Linked DNA regions of Mus musculus: region 1 is linked to region 2. A link is a loop called in an ENCODE intact Hi-C map of the cell type or tissue named here. Cell type or tissue: heart. All regions are shown on one strand. Links, peaks and the distances in the headings refer to the core of each region. The heading gives the core; the rest is flanking DNA. Region 1 has its middle 11 kb from the start of Cldn11. Region 2 holds the start of Gpr160 (G protein-coupled receptor 160).

What was found. A loop is a pair of places that touch in the nucleus more often than their neighbours do. Peaks named below come from ENCODE experiments on the same cell type or tissue, not always from the same donor. Only the 100,000 strongest peaks of a DNase experiment are listed, where the experiment ranks them.
Region 1: a loop joins it to region 2, with 2.2 times the contacts of the local background. A loop is called at or near these places in 6 of 42 quality-filtered maps.

What each region holds. Positions count from the first base shown.
Region 1 is chr3:31,136,126-31,141,506 of GRCm38, reverse strand. No RefSeq gene overlaps it. Among named protein-coding and RNA genes, the nearest start is that of Cldn11, 11 kb to the left of the region's middle. In heart, for the core only: CTCF peaks have their summits at 2,274 (motif pointing right) and 2,849 (motif pointing right); no DNase peak of the experiment used is centred there.
Region 2 is chr3:30,852,801-30,858,181 of GRCm38, reverse strand. Gpr160 (G protein-coupled receptor 160) reads right to left here and starts at 2,232. Exons shown (of 4, transcript NM_001134385.2): 1 at 1,937-2,232. It overlaps Gm42199 (a long non-coding RNA gene), which reads left to right and starts at 2,373. Exons shown (of 3, transcript XR_880730.3): 1 at 2,373-2,563; 2 at 3,704-4,048. In heart, for the core only: a CTCF peak has its summit at 2,491 (motif pointing left); a DNase peak (open chromatin) is centred at 2,471; H3K4me3 peaks cover 1,306 bases; H3K27ac peaks cover 917 bases; H3K27me3 peaks cover 2,135 bases.

The DNA of each region.
Region 1 (5,381 bases), core at 324-5,323, 280 kb before region 2:
CTGTATTCTCGTAAGTATAGGGCTAACTACTTGGGCATGGACCATTGACCAGGGGATTTGTCCCTAGAGAAACTGATAACAATAAAGTATGTGAGTCCTGGGTAGAAAAATGAGAAAACAATCCAAAAAGTCCCACCGTTAGGTCCCATAGCTAAAGGCAGTAAGAACAAGGATTGTCCTTAGCTCCACAGAACACTGGTACAATGGCCAGTTGGTCAAGTTTTAAACCTTTTACTGAAAACATATGTGTTATAGCGTGACCAAAGCATCACATGCTCCGGGGAGTTCACTCCGTGCGTGATTTAGAAAGAATACACTCTGAGAGCTGGCCCCAGCGTGAGAGCACTTACGGCTCTTGCAGGGCACCTGAGTTCTGTTCCCAGCATCATTATCAGGGAACTCACAACCTCCTGTAACCCAGCTCTGGGGAAGTTTAATGCTCCTGCCCACGTGTGCACACATCCATGGGCACACATAACTTAAAACAAAAACAAGTCTTTGGAAACAAGAAATTCTGTTATTAATACTACATAGCTGTTCTGTTTTTAAAGAATAGGAAGAGGGGCTTTTGATGGCTTTTTCTGTATCTTCTTTGCTTTGCTTTTTTCCAGGATTGAGTCTCCTTATGTAAGCCAGGCTGGCTTCTAACTGGCAATCCTCCTTTCTCAGACTCTCTATACTAGGACTCCAGGCATGGCCCATCATGTCTGTAACTTCTTCCTTCTGTTTCTTACGCAAACCATTATTCTACTTTAATAGGTTATCTTGAGTGCTTGGGCACCAAGAACCAAGGAGACATTACTGCAGGGTTATTAGAAACCTGTCATGAACACCACCTCCAAAACAAGACAATTAAGAAGTAGATGAGGGCTGGAGAGATGGCTCAGTGGTTAAGAGCACCGTCTGCTTTTCCAAAGGTCCTGAGTTCAAATCCCAGCAACCACATGGTGGTTCACAACCATCCGTGATGAGATCTGGTGCCCTCTTCTGGGGTGTCTGAAGACAGCTACAGTGTACTTACATATGATAAATAAATAAATCTTTTTTTAAAAAGGAGATGAATTAAAAAGAAGAAGTGGATACTAGGCCTGCAAGATGGTACAGCAGGTAAGGACACACACTGCCAAACCTGATGACCCGAGTTTGATCATGGGGCCCATAAAATAGAAGGAGAGAACCAACCCAAGAGAGCTGTTCCCTCATCACAACACATGGGGGTGTGCATGTATGTGCATGTGTGTCTGTGTGTGTATGTATGTGCATGTGTCTGCGTGAGTGTGTATGTATGTGCATGTGTGTTTGTGTGTTTGTGTTAGTGTATATGTATGTGTGTTAGTGTGTATGTATGTGTTAGTGTGTCTGTGTGCATGTTAGTGTGTATGTATGTGCATGTGTCTGTGTGTGTATGTGTGAGTGTGTATATATGTATATGTGTATCTGTGTGCATGTTAGTGTGTATGTATGTGCATGTGTCTGTGTGTGTATGTGTTAGTGTGTATGTATGTATATGTGTATCTGTGTGTATGTTAGTGTGTATGTATGTGCATGTGTGTCTGTGTGTATGTATGTGCATGTGTATCTGTGTGTGTTAGTATGTGTGTATGTATGTGCATGTGTGTTGTGTGTATGTTAGTGTGTATGTATGTGCATGTGTGTGTGTGTATGTGCATGTGTGTCTGTGTGTGTTAGTGTGTATGTATGTGCATGTGTGTCTGTGTGTGTCTGCATATGTGTGTATGTATGTGTATCTCTGTGTGTATGTGTGTGTGTGCGAACATGAAGTAGATAATATGTAAAACCATAGTGGGTGATCAATAAGTACTAGTTCAACAAAAGGTTAGTTGGTTGGTTCTAAATTTGTTACTAAAAATGGGCACTGTTTTTTTCCTTGTTCCCCACTTCCCTTTTCGCTACAGCCCCAAAATTGGGCACTTTTTTATGTGACACAACAGAAATTTAAAATATTTCATTACCCACTACAAAATCAGAGTTTGAAATGAAAGCACCTTATTGCTCCAACTACAAGAAAGGGTCTTCACTTTGATTTTTGGACACAGGATTTCTTTGTGTAGCCTTGACTGTCCCGGAACTCGATCCAGGCTAGCCACAAAATCAGAGATCCACCTCCCTCTGCTTTGCAAGTGCTTAAGTTAAAGGCATGCACCACCAAGCCTGGCTGAGAAAAAGACCTTTAAACAGCCAAGATAGCTCTCTGTGAAGATTTTACACGCCAAGCTTAATTCCACAGAAGAAAAATCCTTGCAAAACTTAAGTTGGCCACTAGAGGGCGCTCATAGACTCCCATTGCTACTAGTTAAAAACGACTTTAAAATAACTTAGGCAGCCAGGACAGCCAGGGCTACACAGAGAAACCCTGTCTCGAAAAAAAATAAAATAAAATAACTTAGGCAAAGAAGTGTTAACAAAATATTACCAGCTTCCCTGGCAAACTCTTCTCCAGAGTAGTTGGACAAGCTAGAGCCAAAAGATTTAAAATACACATATTTTTTGACCCAACTTCTGTAACATTATCTAAGAAATTTGTAAAAAAAAAAAAAAAAAAAAAAAAATCAGTTAATGGGTTTTGTGATTTACATCTCAATAAAGGGTCAATTAAGAACTAGATATGTTGAGAGGAGGGCATAGGGAGTTCTCGGAGGGGAAACCAGGAAAGGGGATAACATTTGAAATGTAAATAAAGAATATATCCAATAAAAAAACACTAGATATGTTGTAAAATATCCTCTTATTTTTATTTTAAGTGTATTTGTGTACGTCTTATGTTCATGTATGCACAGATGTGTGCAGGTGCCCAAGGAGGCCAGAAGAGGGCACCAGAGTTCCGGAACTAGAGCTACAGGAACTTGTAGCCTCCTGACCTGAATGCAAGGAACTGAACCCTGCTGCCTGAAACAGCAGCAGCCGCTCTTCCCCACTGAGCTATCTCAGCCCACACTATCATATTCAAAGTGCACACTACTAAAAATAATTTCAATACATCTGTACAATCGGGGACTTTTTAAAATCCATCGACACATATTCGGAGAATACATACTACAATTTAACAAATAGTTCCTTTGAGCAGTGAGATTAGGGTGTTTTGTTCTCTTGCTGCTACTGCCATTGTTGCTGCTGCTGCTGGGTTTTGTTGTTGTTGTCGTTGTTTGTTTGTTTGTTTTGTTTCGTTTCATTGGTTTTTCCAAACGGGGTTTCTCCGGGTAGCCCTGCCGGTCCAGTAACTCACTCTGTCAAATAGGCTGACCTTGAACTCAGAGACCTGCCTGCCTCTTTCTCCTTGGGAAGCAGACCGTTGGGATTAAAGGCATGCACCACCACTGCCAGGTTCTTTTGGGCTTCTTAGACATTTGCTAATAAGAAACATAAGGTGTCTTGATAAATAGGAAATTCTCTTAATATTTAAGTGTGAGATACTTTAATCATTTGTAAATGTCTGTGGACTGATGAGATGGCTCCATGGGCAAAGATACTCATCACCGTGCCTCATTCCTGGATGCATAATGGTAAAAGGAGAGAATTGATTCTCATAGAGTATCCCTTGGCTTCCACACACATGTTATCACACACACCATATACACATACACACTACACACACACTATCTGTACACACATATATACACACACATGGACTATACATACACACACATACATATCACTTACACACACCATATACACATACACACTATATATACACACACATAGACTACATACACACATGTACACACACACCATATACACATCACACACACATTCATACACACAATGTTCAATGTTTGTTAGCATGTAAGTCTAGGAGAGACTCATACCCTCAGATGTCATGCAGCCATCATTCCCCTCCCCAGCTAGGGATGGACCCTAGATGGTTAGACATAGAAGCAAGTTGTCTGCTGCTGGGCTATCTTCCCAGCCCAACAGTCACCCCTACTGCGTTACAGTCTTCCTCCATAATAGGGTAGACATGGTTCAAAACTGGAGGATGGGGCTGGAGACACGGCTCAGCAGTGAAGAACACTTGCTGCCCTTGCTGAGTTCAGATCCCAGCACCCAAGTCCAGCAGCTCACACCTGCCTATAACCCCAGCTACAGGAATCCCACACCATAGACACTGAAATGGAGTACACATACTCACACACAGAAACACGCAACTAAAAGTAAAATAGGACTTAAAAAAAAATACTGGGCTGGTGAGATGGCTCAGTGGGTAAGAGCACCCAACTGCTCTTCCAAAGGACCGGAGTTCAAATCCCAGCAACCACATGGTGGCTCACAACCATCTGTAATGGGATCTGACTCCCTCTTCTGGAGTGTCTGAAGACAGCTACAGTGTACTTACATATAATAAACAAACAAACAAACAAACAAACAAACTAAGGATATGCAGAACATAGTGGCACATACGTTTAATCCCAGAGCTCTGAAGACAGGGTGAATTTGAGACCAGCCAAAGCTATACAATAAGATCTTGTCTCAAAACAAAACAACAACGGTAAAAACAAAAACAAAAAACCTAAGGAAACAAGATTCCCAGAAGGCCTTCATGACACAACATTGCAAACAATTCAGTTGTGCAGACCCCTCTCCCAGCCAACACCCATCAGACCTCTTGGGTCACTCTGTACCAAGGCTGTCACCCAGCAGACCTCTTGGGTCACTCCACACCAAGGCTGTCATCCAGCTAAACTGTTGGGCCACTCCTCACCAAGGTTGCTGCCCAGCTGACCTCTTGGGTGTCACCCAGCCGACCTCTTGGGTCACACCTCACCAAGGCTGCCACCCAGCCGACCTCTTGGGTCACTCCTCACCAAGGCTGCCACCCAGCCGACCTCTTGGGTCACTCCTCACCAAGGCTGCCACCCAGCCGACCTCTTGGGTCACACCTCACCAAGGCTGTCACCTAGCCGACCTCTTGGGTCACACCTCACCAAGGCTGTCACCCAGCCGACCTCTTGGGTCACTCCACACCAAGGCTGTCACCCAGCCGACCTCTTGGGTCACTCCTCACCAAGGCTGTCACCCAGCCGACCTCTTGGGTCACTCCTCACCAAGGCTGTCACCCAGCTGACCTCTTGGGTCACACCTCACCAAGGCTGTCACCCAGCCGACCTCTTGGGTCACACCTCACCAAGGCTGTCACACAGCCGACCTCCTGGGTCACTCCTCACCAAGGCTGTAACCCAGCTGACCTCTTGGGTCACTCCACACCAAGGCTGCCACCCAGCTGACCTCTTGGATCACTCCTCACCAAGGCTGCCACCCAGCCGACCTCTTAGGTCACTCCTCACCAAGGCTGCCAAGCTTCTTCAGTGCTGCATTCTTAGCTCTCTGCCATGCAGGGAATGGATTTTCCCGTTAGTTCCGCCATT
Region 2 (5,381 bases), core at 55-5,054:
TAAACAAAAAGGAATATCACGTTCAGTTGCAGTGAAGTTACTTAGTACATAGGTTTATCTTTCAGGAGTCTGTATCCCTTTCTTTGTTTTCCCAGACTTCAACTCTTCCCTCTTGGGAACCTTAGACTTTCACAGTCTGCCAGGCAAACATGATAGAACATACTAAGAGTTACAGGTTAAAACTCAAAGCAAAAGAACTAAGTTAGATGAACACAAATATCTCTCCACACAGATAAAAAGAAAAGCATGGTGTGGACCATGAGACACTGCAGGAGTCAGCTCTTTGCTGGGTATTTGTTTCATGATCCTGGAAGCAAAGTGGAGTAAATATAGAAAACAATACAGATCTTTTTTCAAGGATTAAGTACATCCCCGTTCATTTTAGGCTGTCGTCATCATTGAATAAACTTTTGACATACAGAATATTACAGAGGCACATATGACAATACAAGCAGACCATATGAATGTTCACTCTGGTCTCTTTTGGGGAGCTGAGGGGTCCTGGAGACCCAACCCAGGCCCTGGAGCATGTCAGGCAAATGCTCTACTGCTGAGCCACACCGGAAGCCTGGGCCTGTTTTTCTGCTGAGTATAACTTAGAAGGGATTTGAGCCATTGGAAAAAGTGCTAACACATTTGATACAAAACTGCCTGACTGGAGGCAACCTAACCCTGTTTGTTTGTTCTCTCTCTCTCTCTCTCTCTCTCTCTCTCTCTCTCTCTCTCTCTCTCTCTCTCTCTCTCTCTGTGTGTGTGTGTGTGTGTGTGTGTGTGTGTGTGTGTGTGAAAAAAGCTGAGCCAGCATCCACTCAATCTATTTAACATACACGTGTGCCGTGTGCCTTCTTGTGTGTGTTAGAGGGAGGCGGGGCAGAAACTGTGACCTTTCTGATCAGTCTGATGAGGCAGTATTCACATCCAATTTATGAAACATAATTATATATGATATAGAATCTGAAACTAGAATCACCTGTGGTGACTAACCTTCTGGGGGAAAAAAAAGGTAGTGTTGCAACTTTTAAAGGGAAATATCAAACAATTGCAAAACTAGACAGAGAAAGGACTTGCATTCCTAAAATCCCTCTTTGACTGTCAATCTCTCATAGCCCAGTGTGCTCCAGACCCCCAAAATGAAACAAATCCTCAGTTTACATTTTAACTTCAGTCAGTTATTCTAAAAGATCAGTTTTTTAAGTAATCTAATTATGGAGCCAGCCAAAATGGCACAGGGGCTAAGGACTCTTGCCAGAAGTCAGAATACCTGAGATGCAACTACTGACACACGAGGAGACTATTCCTGAAAGCTGTCCTCTTTTACGTGTGTGCACACAGGAAGACAGAACACAGACAGACACACAGAGAGAAATGTTTTAAAATGGTAAAATGTAATTATGATACCCTTTCAAAAACTAAAAATATTTCCTCAAAATCCAGAACATTCCAAAACCAGGGCACAGTCAAGTTCCACAAGTTTTGCTGTTAGGGCTCTCATTTTACTTGGCATTCTCATAGGAGGTAACCTGTTAACTTAAAAACTTGACTCACAAGGAAATGCTAGGTATAGGTCATGCCAATATGTGCTAGCATACATTCATAAATATAAAGCACCACTTTTCGCGTGTCCTCTGTCACTGTGGGCATGATCTACCTCTGGGATCTAAGGAACAACGCCCTAATCAGATCATTTGCACAAGTTGGAGACGAAGGGGAACAGGGACATGGTGGAGGGTTGCCACCGTTTGGCCACCACCGCAGAAGGAGAGAAGTTGCTTAAGCCTCGCTCCCCAGGGCGGGTCCCCGAGCCAGCCGCCCCGCTCCAGTACCAACCGCCCTTGCAGAGCAGCAGTGACCCGGTGCGCCCGGGCAGGGTTCAACCGCCCTGCAAGTGCCCGCAAGTGCCGGGAAGTCCGCGAGGAACGCCACACACCCACCTCACCTCTCTGCCTGCTGCAGAAGGCTGGGAGCCGCCCCGGGGGAACCGGGCGCCCGTGGGACACTGCCCTCGTCCGCCACAGACGTCGGCGGTGGCTTCCCGCTCCGCACCGCAGCGTCACCCCGAGTCCTAGGAAGGGAAGCCTCGTCGCGACGCGACCGGCCAGTGGCCTCCACGAGTCGTGCGCTCACCTCAGCTGGCACTCCTCAGTCCCTGGCGTAGCGTGAGTAGCCAAAAGCCACCAACCTCCGTAACTGCCTGAGCGGCAGGTCCGCGCGTCGCTCACCTCCGCTCGCCCCGCCCACCCACGCCCCGCCCGCCCCAGGTGAGTCCCCTCGAGGGGCGGGGCCACGCGAGGCTCACCTCCGCTCGCCCCGCCCCGCCTCCTGTCTTTGGTTACTGCGGGAGTAATCCGGATGCTCTTCTTTTCTTTCAGTAGTCAGGCCCAGACTGCTCAGGGTAAGGTGCGTGACTCCACACTGTGGTCTTCCATCTAGCTCATACTGGAAAAAACAGCTTGCATGCGGGCACTTCCGAGTTGACAGTGCGTAGGACGCCCCCTGCGGGTTGGGCGACAAGAGGCGACCGAGTTGACCGACTGAGTAGGCAGAAGATTGCAGGAGTTGCAGGGTGAGGGGAAACTCTTTCCTAGTGTGTCAGGCTTTGAGGATCTAATCCCAGTTTGAAATGCTCCTAACTGCCGTTGTGTCACCCACCACCTCTTGCTCTGTAGCTAGTTTCTCAAGTTTACCTTTCAGTCTGCAGACGAATATGCTCCCAAGACCACAAGACTTGAGCCACTAAGCAGTTACCTTAGTGCACTATAAATTCTGATTTTTCAAAATTAAAGTCTGCGATAACATATATTGCATTTCTTTCTTTGCCGGCCTGTATTAACTCAGCAAATATTTGTTGAGAGCCTATGGCCTGTTAGTTATTTAAACATTTAGCACATGGCAAGCTTGCTTGTTTCCCACTGCTCTCTAAGGGGATCCATGAGTGGAATTGTAGTCTAGGCCTTTCCACCTCCCGCTGGGGCTGAACTGACCTTGCCAGGAACTCAGAAATGGCCTGACAGGGCAGTAAAGGTACCCTGGCTGTTAAATATGGGCTGTAAGGGGAACTGGGGTGTGCCCATCTCCCAGCTCAGAGGAAACATCCTGGAAGAAAGGAGAAATGATGAAATCCAGTGAGGTTGTGAGGTGCTTCAGCCCAGAGCTCCCCAGGGGCAGAGATGGAAGATTGCCAGAAATGGCTGGGGGAATCCCTTTTGTGGAGAAGGAGGGAAGGAACAATAGTAGGTATGCAGTTAGTTCATGGGTCTAAAAAAAACAGCAGCCACCATCTCTGGAGTGTGAACATCAAACAGAGCCAGCCATACATCTCTCTAAACTAACTAACTGTACAACAACCTTGCCTGCTAGGCTTGACAGAGCAGGCAGTGCCATCCTTCGGTGGAGTGGTGCCTTGCTAGAAGAGGGCTGGAGCGGTAGCTCCTAGGAGCCAGCCTACACTCTCCCAGTGCCTTTCTCAATGGTCCAGGAGGCTGAGCCCACTCTCTTCTTCCATCCCCAAATGTATTATTAATAGCTGTCCCGAGACCTTTCCCATCTAGAGGTGTTGGGACGACTACATACCAGATTCCAGGAGGCTCCTGTCTGGAGAGCTGTTGGCGAGATTTTGGCAGACCCATTGCGTCTCAGTTTCTCCTCTTCTGTAATAATGGAACTGAAGGTGAGCCCAAGGCCTCTTCTGTCTCCCTTTTGACAGAATTCATTCAGAAAAGTGCTATGATGGCTAACCTGCCCTCCAACTTGATTGGTTTGGAGTCACCATGGAAACACACTTCTGGATGTATCTGGGAGGCCATTTCCTGAGAAGTTCATGTAGGTGAGAAACCCATCTTGAATGTCGGCAGCACCGTCCTTGCAGACCAGGGTCTTGGATCAAATGAAAGGGAGAAATGGAGCTGAGCTTCTGTCTCTCTGTTACCTGACAGCAGCTGGCCCCTCTCCCGTCACCTGCCTTGGCAGCCACTGTAGCCTGAAGAAGCCCTTCCTGCCTGAAGTTGCTTTTGTGAGGTTCTTTGTCACGGGAATAAAGACATGAACTGAGGTAGGAATCCAGAGCTTCTGGAAACCCACATCAGAGGTTTTCATCCCAATTCTCCTACCTCTAAATTGTCAGATGTCTACCAGAGACACATACTGTCTCAATAATTCCTCACTTTAACTTCTTGGAAAGTCCTATTCTTCTTCAGGGAGGTAATTTACCAAGCTAAAGTGTAGCAGATGCAGCTGCTGGGGAGATGCAGCAGGAAAGTCCTGGGAAGCCTGGCACTCTTGCTGAGGACCTCCTCCTCTCTCTCTAGTTTCCTTCTTGCTGGGAGCTGGGGGTGAAATAGGAATTGTAGACCAAGAGCAACACTTCACAGAAAAAAGGGACACCGGTTGTGGTGGTGCATGCCGGTAGGATTTGCTGAGGAAGGCAGAAAAAAAGGGACTTTGCCCGCCCTGATATGCTATGTTCAGGCTTCTCCTTACAGGGGAAAATAAAAATTCCTTCCTCGTTTAACTCACAGTCAGGATAGTTCCGTAGCAGCAGATACACTGTTCTTTCAGAAGACAAGGCTAAAAATTATTCTAGGCACCTTACCTAAAAGGGTGTCATCCCAGGGAGAGACGTTTTTCTCCCCAAGCATAAGAAATGATAGGTTCACCGGGCGGTGATGGCGCACGCCTTTAATCCCACCACTTGGGAGGCAGAGGCAGGTGGATTTCTGAGTTCGAGGCCAGCCTGGTCTACAAAGTGAGTCCCAGGACAGCCAGGGCTACACAGAGAAACCCTGTCTCGAAAAACCAAAAAAAAAAAAAAAAAAAAAGAAAGAAAAAGAAAAGAAAAAAGAAAAAAAGACCGGTTCAAGTTTCATCTTGGTAGGTTATATTGTTATATTAGCCAATGATCTTGCATATGTTGGGAAATTAGGCTTTGTAAATCAAAAGCTATCATAAAAAAGCCCGTGATACACAGTATGTGGCATATGAAAGTGATTTATCATTAACCATTGGTATCTAGTTTCCACCCTCTACCAAATGTTCCTCTAGCAGAATTCAGCATCACATATTTTCATAAACTGGGGCCAGGACTCATTCCAGGGTATGGTTGAGAGGAAGGTTTTATTGTAGGTATGAAGGAGAGAGCATCCAGAAGCATCCGGAAGAGCCCAGAGCAGAGAGAAAATTGTTCACCGAATATAGACATCGGACGAGGCCTTACGAGAAGGGGCTGGCAAGGAGGAGACAAAGAAAGGACCAAGAGAGGGGCAGAAGAGCTCAAGGATAGCTGAAATGGCAGGGTTATAAGGAGAAACGAGTAGTTGGGGTCAGGGCAAGTGCCTGTGATGGTAAAGTGCACGGTACAGGAGCAGGTAGGAAGAGCCAGGATGAAG